Regions from separate parts of the Homo sapiens genome. Here region 1 is linked to region 2. A link is a loop called in an ENCODE intact Hi-C map of the cell type or tissue named here. Cell type or tissue: IMR-90. All regions are shown on one strand. Links, peaks and the distances in the headings refer to the core of each region. The heading gives the core; the rest is flanking DNA. Region 1 has its middle 22 kb from the start of LINC01847. Region 2 has its middle 110 kb from the start of LINC01847.

Region 1 (5,382 bases), core at 319-5,318, 130 kb after region 2:
TTCCAGATGGTCTTCTGGCTCCTTCTTCTGAAGAAAAACAAATAAACAAATGCAAATGTCAACTCAAAAGGGCTCCCTGCTACAAACGTTAACCCAACGATACTAATTTCAATAACCCCTCAGAGCTATGCACTGCTTTATAGTACTTTTGCTTGCACAGGCTTATTAAATCAATAAACTCCAAGATGACTTTTCTGATGAAAAACGTAAATAAATAAAACTACACTGTATTAAGTACAAACATGGCTTGAAAATCACTTACACCACTCTTCCCCATCTCAATTTCCACCTACTTCAATGCCATTGGTTAAGACCCAGCCCCTCAGGGACTGACACCTCAGCAAGAAGTAGGGTTCCGCATGAGCAATCTGGTTGATGGGGGAGGGTAAGAATGTGGCTTACCCTCTTAAGCAGGTAAGAATGTGGCTTACAGAGTAGGAAGGGGAGGCTCTGGCACACTTGAGTTAATGTTCCCAAGCTAAGGGTCCTGCAGGAGCTGGACGACTTGGAGGTGGAAAGGCGCAAAATAAATTGACTGTGCTTTTAACCCTCGGGCAAAGCATCAGTGATTCATTGTTGAGAATTTTCATAACACCCTCCTGCAGCCCTCCTCCCTCAGGTCTTCAGCTGTAGGCCAGGCCTGACTCTGCATGCAACAAGGGCAAAGTGGTAGCGGAGAAACCAGAATTGGGCACAAACTTTAGACTGCTCAATCTAGGCCCTGATTTTGGTAGGGGAGAGCCGCCTTAGGATTCAACCATGGCTACAGAACAGGAGTAACTCGCACCTGTCAAAAAGCTTGAGTTATCAATGCTGAAATTTGAAAGGGGTTCCTCGTGATAAATGAAAGTAACAGCTATCTGGCCAGGCGCGCTGGCTCACACCTGTAATCCCAGCACTCTGGGAGGCCGAGGCGGGCAGATCACGAGGTCAGGAGTTGGACATCAGCCTGGCCAACATGGTGAAACCCCACCTCTACTAAAAATACAAAAATTAGCTGGGCGTGGTGGCGCACACCTGAAATCCTAGCTACTCAGGAGGCTGAGGCAAAAGAATTGCTTGAACCCGGGAGGTGGAGGTTGCAGTGAGCTGAGATCACGCCACTGCACTCCAGCCTCAGCAACAGAGCAAGACTCTCCTTCAGAAAAAGACAACAGCTATCCTTTGAAGACTCTTGGTTTGTGCCAGTCACTGAACATTTTTATGAGCATTATATAACAGCTTTATGAGCATTACATATTTTTTTAAGGTTCCGGGGTACATGTGCAAGATGTGCAGGTTTGTTACATAGGTAAACATGTGCCGTGGTGGTTTGCTGCACAGATCATCCCATCACCTAGGTATTAAGCCCAGCATCCACTAGCTATTCTTCCTGATGCTCTCCCTTCTCCCCCTCAACACTCTGACAGGCCCCAGTGTGTGTTGTTACCCACCACGTGTCCATGTGTTCTCATCATTCAGCTCCCACTTGTAAGTGAGAACATGTGGTATTTGGCTTTCTGTTCCTGTGTTTGTTTGCTGAGGATAATGGCCTCCAGCTCCATCCATGTCCCTGCAAAAGACATGATCTCACTCCCTTTTACGGCTGCATAGTATTCCATGGTGAATATGTACCATATTTTCTTTATTCAGTCTATCATTGATGGGCATTTAGGTTGGTTCCACATCTTTGCTACTGTGAATAGTGTTTCAGTGAACATATGCATGCATGTATGTTTATAATAGAATGATTTCTATTCCTTTGGGCAGATACCCAGTAATGGGATTGTTGGGTCAAATGGTATTTCTACCTTTAGGTCGCCGAGGATTCGCTACACTGTCTTGCACAATAGTTGAACTAATTTACACTCCCACCAACTGTGTAAAATCATTCCTTTTTCTCCACAACCTTGCCAGCATCTGTTGTTTTTTGACTTTTTAATAATAGACATTCTGACTGGTATGAGATGGTGTTTCATTGTGATTTTGATTTGTATTTTACGAGCATTATTTAACTTAATTAATGGAATTAATTAATCAAACATGTGTCATTGACTATCTGTCATGGTTTCCTGGAACTTATATTCTTTGAAGCAGATGCTGTTAGAACTGGGACTGAAAAACATCTCTGTGGAATTTCAGAGCCTGACACATTAGCCACAAAGCTGTAGAATCCATTTCTGGTAACTCTCACTCCTTTGGTGACTTGAGCAGTTGATGCCAAGTTGGATGAGTTACTTCACCTCTCTGTAAAGCGGGAATAAAACAATTAAATGAGATAATGAGCTTATGCCCAGTGCCTTATCCATAGGAAGTGATGGAGCAATGCTTAATAGGGATGAATATGAGAATGGAGAGGCAGCTTGGAAGGAGGGGCTCCAAGTGGCAACCACAGCCTGGGAGCCAAGACTGATAGCTGAGTATGTTGCAAAATGAAGTGGAAAACAAGACATACATGCAGGGACCTCAAAGGCAAAGACTAGGGGTTGTACTAAGCCAGGAAGAAGGGAAAAGGTCAAATGTCAAGAAAGATGCAATTCTTTCTTTCTTTCATTTGTTCAGTCATTCAGTAAGTATTTCCTAGCTTTCTGCTGCGTGCAAGATGCTCTGTTATGCCAAAAGGAGCAGAGAACTGGGTGCTGTCTGTGGAAGGTGGGCAGACAGGCAGTCGGGGGCTCAACTGTCATCAAAAGGCTTTTGAAAATACCAGTCCAGAGATTTGGGGGCTGCCCTGATGGGTCAGGAAGCAAGCGGAAACTTGCAAGTTTTTCCCACAGTTCAAATAGCTTCACAGGCCCTGAATCTGCACCAGTCTCTGGGAGTTTAAGAGGCCAGAGGGGCCTGGATTGGAAAGGCCTCTCTGCATAGTGTGTCCAGTCTGGACCATCCCAAGTAAACCTAATCACTCTTGGAACCAAACACTAAGATAGACCCAGTTTCACAGGACTCAGGCTGGCCCCTCACATGGCCAGAATATCCACCTACCTGGCAAGGGGCCAGGTGGTCAACAGCTACACCTTGCTGAAGTGTTAGAAACCCCCTCCCTACAGACAGGCTGTGGTGCCCCGCAGGGAGACGCCCATTCAGTGCCTTCCTTCACATCTACTAAGTGCCTACTATGTGCCAGTTCTGGTCTAGGCCTGAGGCTATGGCCTTAAATAAAACAAATGTGATCCCTGCCCTCTTGGGATTTATGTGCTGGTTGGGAAAACAAACAACTAAGAGTCTGCAATCCTTTAACTAAAACGCTTGTCACCAGATGTTTTAGGGGATAGAGAATTTTTCACATTTTAGAGAGGTTATGCACTTCAAATACCATATAATACGCTCTACTCCGTAGAATCCAGGCCAGCACATCAGAGTCAAGCATATTCACAGTTCTGTCTCCACACATGTAAATATTTACACTTGGAGGGATAAATTAAGGAGGCAGATAGCTTCCCATCGGTTTAGGTCAAATTTTGCTACAAAAACTGTAAATTTGTATCAAAAATAAACTGATGTGTGCCGAACTTGTTTTTTTTTAACATTCAGTTTTCAGAATGTTTGGAATTTCAGTGTTATGGAGAGGAATTGTAAACAAATTAATTTTAGTTCGTGATACAATAAAAGAGGGCAATATAGTCATGCATGAGGTAGGGATAGAGCAACATCAGGGGAGAGGGCCACTCACTATGCAGGGCCCCTCACACGCATTCTCTCGTGTCAGCTCTCTAGCCCCAGGAAGGTGATGTTGTCACTGTCATTTTACAGACAAGGAAAAGGAGAACTACTACCATTAAGAACCTCATTCCAAGCCAGCATTCCCTATGCTCCTTTTAGCACAACAGAGCATCAGACAAGCACCATCATGATTTTGCCATGTTCACATACCTCCGCTAGTTCTTAAGTTTCTCCTTTAAATCAAATCATGTTTTAATGTATATAAATTTATCTTTAAAGGAAGCATTATAGAACTACTGTAAATGGAAAGATGATATCTTTGTAATACACAGAAAAATACACAGCTCTTCAATTTGTTCAGCACTTGCCTCTGTACCACTTCAGCGCTATCTATGCAGCCCACACGCTCTGAGAAAGGTTGACCTAGGCCGACAAGTGGAGCCGGCTGGAGCCTGATGCTCTTCCTCTCACAAGACACTACCCTTCTAGACCAAGATGGCAGCAAGGATCACATGGACCCATTTCGCCAGCTTACCACATCCCAGGCCCAGTGGAATCTTCACCTTCCAAGGATCTTGTCTTTATCAGAATTAACTCTGAAAGCAGAAGAGCAGCCACCAGGAACTGTGCTACATGCTTTCTTTACAAACAATGCCTCATTGAAGCTTCACCACCTGGAACAAGATGCTACTGCTACCTTCTTAGAAAACAGGAAATTAAGACAAGGGGACACCAAAGTTACACAGCTACTAGAGACAGAGACAGAATTCAAACCCAGGTTTCAGGTTTACAAGCTTGTGCTCAGTATTTACAATCCCACTCTTTCTTAAGATCATTCCCATCCTTTCTGTGCAGCAAACCACTATGGCAGACGTTTACCTATGTAACAAACCTGCACATCCTGCACATGTACTCCTGGACTTGTAAAAGTTGAAGAAAAAAAAAGATCATTCCCATCCTCCCTTTGGCATTCCAAAGCTCTCTGCAGTCCAAATGTATTCAAGGCTTTACATACTGTTTTGCATTTCTTGTGCTATATCTGCCCCATACACCAAGCTGTGAGCTCCTGGAAGGCGTGGTCCAATTTCAGTGCTCCCGGGCCAGGTGAGGTGGCTCATGCCTGTAATCCCAGCACTTTGGGATGCCAAGGTGGGTGGATCACCTGAGGTCAGGAGTTCAGTGCTCCCAGCGGACTATAGGGGCTATGAAAGCAAGTATCTCTTCTGTCTCATTCACCTGTGTCCCCTTCACATAGTGCTGTGCCTGACAACTATAGTAGGTGCTCAATAAATACTTGCTGGTGAATGGATGGATGAAAAGCTATATTGGTATCTACCCAGAAATCTGGTATCCCCAGGACCTAGCACAGTGCCTGACACATAGAAGAATCTCAGTAAATATTTGTTGAATCAATAAATGACAGTCCTGTTACTTGAAGATGAAGCAGAACTAAGACTTTGAAATTCTAGTTTCTAGAATTCAAAAGAATATGACTTTTAAATGGGACCTCCTTCTGTTAAAAATAAATAAACAAGCTAAAGGAAGGAAGGTAAAGGAAGAAGTTACTCAAGATCAATTTAGATAAACTTAAATTTTTAAAAGCTTTGGATGTGAAATCACACCTGAGCCCAAATGCAGCCATCTTCTGGGGAACATGCTTCCATGAGTGTGCTTGCTATAATTCCCAGTTCTTGTGTCAATTCTCCTGAGACTGATGGCACAACTAATTTTAAGTGATTA
Region 2 (5,382 bases), core at 154-5,153:
CCTCAAGAAGCTTATAGAAAGTCCTCAACTATATAAAAGTGAAGAAAATATTGCTAAGACCCTTCCTCAGTCCAAAATCCTAAGAATCTATGATTCAAAGTCTTAGTTAGAAGACAAAAAGGTTAAAAGACAGGGCAGGGGTTGTCACAAAGAGTCAATAATAAAAATCATAGGGCTGGGCATGGTGGCTCACACCTATAATGCCAGCAGTTTGGAAGGCTAAGACAAGCGGATCACCTGAGGTCAGAAGTTCAAGACCAACCTGGCCAACATGGCAAAACCCCGTCTCTACTAAAAATACAAAAACAATTAGCCAGGTGTGGTGGCACGCACCTGTAGTACAGCTACTCCAGAGGCTGAGACACAAGTATCGATTGAACATGGGAGGCAGAGGTTGCAGTGAGCCGAGATCACGCCACTGCACTCCAGCCTGGGCGACAGAGCGAGACTCTGTCTCAAAGAAAAAAAAAAAGAAAAAGAATAATCATATGAGAGTTAAAGATTGAATGTGTTAGAAGTGATCAGAAAAGGGAGAGATCTTTTAGGCCCACAGAAGGAAGTCAGAAAGAAAAAAACGTGGAGGAGATGGAACTTGCACAAGACCTTGAAGAAAGGAATTGTTGGGAAGGGCACAGAGCTAACAAAGCTGGGAATTATTCCAAGGGAACAGAGGAGCTCAGCCTTCAGGGGGCTCAAATGGGACAGAACTTTCTGAGCTGGAAGAAAAAGCAGCTAAAAGGAATGCAACACTTACTCCATGGGAAGTACTGTTCTACTTAGCTTATCGAAAGTTTTGCAAACTTTTAACATTATTTATTAAGTACCTATTATATTCCAGATGCTCTCCTTAGATGCTAGGGACACTGCAGTTAACAAAATGCTCCATGGCTTCATAGAGCCTCTCATGGGGAGAGCAGGCAATGCACAAAATAAGTAAAATACAGAGTGTGCTGAACGACGCTAAGTGCAATGGAGAAAAATAAAGCAGAGAGCAGGGATGAATGTTTGGAATAGAATGAAACAAAGTGGTCAGGAAAGAACTCGCTGAGAACATGATATCTGAGTGAAGACCTGAGGGTAGTGAGGGAGTGAGACTTGCAGGTGAAGAGCACTGACAGCAGAGGAACCGCGAGTGCAAAGGCCTCCAAGTAGAACATGTCCCATGTGCATGAGGTCAGCTGGCTGGAGCTAAGGAGGGGAGGGAGAGAAAGTCAAAGAGCTAACACGGGTCAGATCAGAGAGGCCTCGTAAGCTATTGTAGTGAACGGTGAGCCTCTGGTTGACTCACAAGCTACCCGTCATTCATTTCCCTTTACAAGGGGACTGAAGCTCTGCGAGGCCATGTGGCTTACCCGAGAGCACACAGATAACAGGTAGCAGAGCCAGGGTCTAAACCCAGGCCTCCCTGGCCCCTGCTACTTCACCTGACCCCACCCTCCCCTCTCTTCATGATTCATTCTTGTGTGTGTGTGCACGTGTGCATACACATGCATGCACACTCACACCTCGCCCTACTATTTTCATTCCTCCAACACCCCCAGGTCCTCCTTGTCTTCCCTCGTGCTGTTCCCTTTAGCTGGAGTGCCCTTCTCCTACTCTTGATCTGATGGGTACAGCTTTCGGGCCTTGGTTCAAATTTAATGGCCTTTCCTGACCCTCTCATATAATTTAGCTGTGCCTTGCTGTACCTTCTCAGGGCCTCCAGTTCTACTTTCCTTTGTAATTACATGTTTATTTGTGTATTCGTTTTTCTTCCCCCACAAATTCTCCCGCCCCAGACTGTGTCTCTACCCAGCACCCAGCCCAGTGCCTGGCACATAGGAGGCACACAATAAACATGTATTGAGTAACTGAGAAGACCAAAAGGGTAAAGACAAAGTAGGAAGACCTCAGAGAGGTTTCTGGGCATCAGTAAGAAAAGGAAACCAATGGCTGTTGCAAGAGAGATTTGGGGTTATCTGTGGCCCAGCCTGTTTCCTGCCTGGTTTTGGAATGAGATGCTGCAGGCTGTCTCTGGCTGCTCCACAATCTAATACATTCATCACGTGACTCACCACCACCCCCCAGCAGCCTCTGGAATGAATGTTATTTGGAGTAATTGGCCAAGCACTTAGAAAATGCTAAGGTTTATTTTTAAATATGATTACGACCTGTCTTTTGCTTTCCGGAAAATCACGTGTGCTCTTCAGAGATACAAAATCCGATCATTGCACTTTTAAAACCAACGTTTTAATCTTGTCCTCTAAACAAACTTGCTAAGTTGGTTTAGGGGAAAAGCATAACCATCCCCATTTGATTGATAGGAAAACTGAGGCTTAGGGGAGATTAAATGCACCATCTCAGGCCAAATAGCTATTGAGAGTAGCTATCTTGAAACCAGAGAAAGCTGCATCCACTCTACTATCCTGCCTCCCCCATGCAAATAATGCAGATGGTCCCCCAAAGAGAAGAAGAATCTAGAAAGAGGAAACCATGGCCTTCTTGGTTTGGTGTTTTATGTGGCAGCAGGGCAACCAATCGTTCTAATTAGGCCACAGGAAGCCTGTTTCTCTTTAAGAACCTATTAGCAAGCTGGCAAAATCTCATCCCATTACCATGTAAATAAATAAGGATAAATTTTCCCACATCAGCCTCCCAGGGCTGAACCAAAACTCTCCTCCTTTGCATATTTTCGATAACCTGCTTATTCTGGAATACCTCACAATTAAAGATAGCATGCTCTGGACATCAGTAATTCATCGTGGAATGGGAAAAAGGATGAGATAATTAACATTCTCTGGCTGGCTTTGGCTGGGAAGTAGCTTAATAAGCACAAGGGCGTGTTTTGGGCTATTTCCATCATGAGGGTAGAATAAATAAAATGGATCCTTTCGCACACTAGACTTGAAGGATTCGTGTCAGGCTAGTTGGCCCCAGAGCTTTCGGAGTTGGGTTTAGATCTCCACTGTGGCAAAGGCAGCTGATCAGCAAATGCAGCCCCAGGGCCGGACTGGGTAGGTGGGTTACAGGGAGTAAGGGCAGCATGTCTCAAAGCCACTCTTTAAGCTTCTAGCTCGTACTGTAAGCTTTAACTTTTCGGTGAACTGCTCTCTGACCTTCCATTTTTTTCTTCTCTGATTCCTTTTATCAAGCCATATAACTTTGATGGGCCCTCCTTAGTTTGCCCTTCTGTAAAATGGGAAAGATAATGTGATTTCGAGTAATTGGCCAAGGACTTAGGCAGGGGTGTCTAATCTTTTGGCTTCCCTGGGCCATATTGAAAGAAGAAGAATTGTCTTGGGCCATGGATAAAATACACTAACACTAACAATAGCTGATGAAAAACAAAATCACAAAAAAATCTCATAATGTTTTAAGAAAGTTTACAAATTAGTGTTTAGCCTCATTCAAAGCTGTCCTGGGCCACATGCAATGCGCAGGCCTCCAGTTGAACAAGTCTGCCTTAGAGCAAGCAGGATTACTGAGGATTAAAACATCATCATTATCATCATCGTCATCATCAGTGTCATCACTATCCCTTATGAATCATTTATGATGTGTCGGGTTTTATCATGTGCTAGATGTATTTCATTTGCATTATTAAGTTTGATGCCTACTGGGATAGATGATCAGTCTTCAAACCTCAAAATAAGCTGGAAATAGAGTTTTTAAAATTTTGTATCACACGGTTGAAAATAAACTAATGAAACACAGAACCCCAAGGGGGATAGCACAAGCAGTCAGAGAGTTTGAGTATATTTATGCATGACAGAGCCATAAATGGGTGCTGGGATATACCTAACCTTTATGGTTGACGTCATGGGGGAAATGGTTTCTCTGTCTACTAACTGAGATCAAGGAAGGGTACAGCATGACTGTGCCCTCTGGGTGCCCATCCCGTGGGACCTCTGTTGGCAGCAGACTATGAGCCTGTGTGGACTTGTGTCTGTCCCAGTATGGCAATTCCTATATTTTATGTTGTTATGATTCCTAAGAGAAAAAAATTTTTTCAGCTGAGACTCTTGTTTCTACGATGATGCTCTGACGGGTACCTTTATTCCTTCTACATTCTATTTTCTTAATCGAAGTAGTGAAAATTAGTAGCAATTTACTACAGCAAGTCAGAAAGGAATTGTCCTAAAATGTCTGAGCATTTTAACCAGCACATGGAAAACTGTCCCCCACCTCTGTCCTATTTGCACACTGTAACATCCCTCACCCATCTTTGCCTCCTTTCCTTCAGGCCTTGTTGAAGGATCACCCTCCTCTAATCTAAGAATTTAAGACTAATCTTGCCACTTGCACTTCATTTTGGTACATACTGCTCAGGTATCTGACCTTATCTGTAAACTCTTCCTCTGTCCATCTTCAGTTGCGCTCAACTCTCTGGCTGGCTCCTTCACAGAAATAAACTTCTTCATCTCTCCCACCATCTTAAAATAAGCCCTCATCTTAAAAATAAGCCCTCCCTTGATCCCTTATCCTTTTCCAGCTACTGTCTTATCTCTTGCTCCCCATCAAAGCCAACAGTCTGAGTTGTCTTCCCTTATGTCTCCACTTCCTCACCTCCCACTCTTGCCCCTGCAATATAGGCTGGTTCCACTCCTGGTTGACCTCTGAAATTGCTCTCACCGAGATTATACGCTTGGTAGTCCAATCCAACAGGCACACGGAGCCACCTTATTCAATGGCTCTGTGGTAGTTGACAGGGAGGGCCTCCTTCTTAACACTCTACTCTTGGACTTCCCAGGGTGAGATTTCCTTGCATTTTTCCTCCTCATTTTTCTTCAGAGGTTATTCCTGATTGAACCTTTTCTAGGCTGTCTTCCCCTTTCACTTCACATCATCTTTTTGGGAAATTTGATGTTATCATCCAGTCGATATGCTCTCTCCCAGACAGAGCATGTCTATCACTCTGCTGTCCATATCTCCATCCCAGATGTTTTCTCCTCAGTCCTTGGACACTTACTCCTGCCCGGACTTCCCACAGGCCTCTTGTATGAGTTTCCCACTGCTGCTGTAACAAATTGTCACCAACATAATAGCCTAAAACAACGCAAGTTTGTTATCTTACAGTTCTGGAGGTCAGAAGCCCAAAATCAAGTGGCTAGGTGGACTAAAATCAAGATGACAGGAGAACTGCATCCTTTCTGGAGGCTTCAGGATAGAATCTATTTCTTACTTTTTCCAGCTTCTAGAATTGCCTGTATTCCTTAGCTCATGGCTCTGCACACTCCAACCTTGGCTTCTGTTGTCCATCTCCTTCTCTGACTCTTACCCCCTTTCCTCCCCTTATAAGGACCGTTATCATATTGGGTCCACCCAGATAATCCAGAATCATCTCCCCATCTCAAAATACTTGAGTTAATCTCATCTGCAAAGTCTCATTTGCCATATAAGGTA

The links. Peaks named below come from ENCODE experiments on the same cell type or tissue, not always from the same donor. Only the 100,000 strongest peaks of a DNase experiment are listed, where the experiment ranks them.
Region 1: a loop joins it to region 2, with 2.1 times the contacts of the local background. A loop is called at or near these places in 5 of 110 quality-filtered maps.

Annotation. Positions count from the first base shown.
Region 1 is chr5:159,891,095-159,896,476 of GRCh38, forward strand. It overlaps a transcript of ADRA1B not described here. Among named protein-coding and RNA genes, the nearest start is that of LINC01847, 22 kb to the left of the region's middle. In IMR-90, for the core only: no CTCF peak of the experiment used is centred there; a DNase peak (open chromatin) is centred at 3,297; H3K27ac peaks cover 358 bases.
Region 2 is chr5:159,762,468-159,767,849 of GRCh38, forward strand. No RefSeq gene overlaps it. Among named protein-coding and RNA genes, the nearest start is that of LINC01847, 110 kb to the right of the region's middle. In IMR-90, for the core only: no CTCF peak of the experiment used is centred there; a DNase peak (open chromatin) is centred at 2,064; H3K27ac peaks cover 1,420 bases.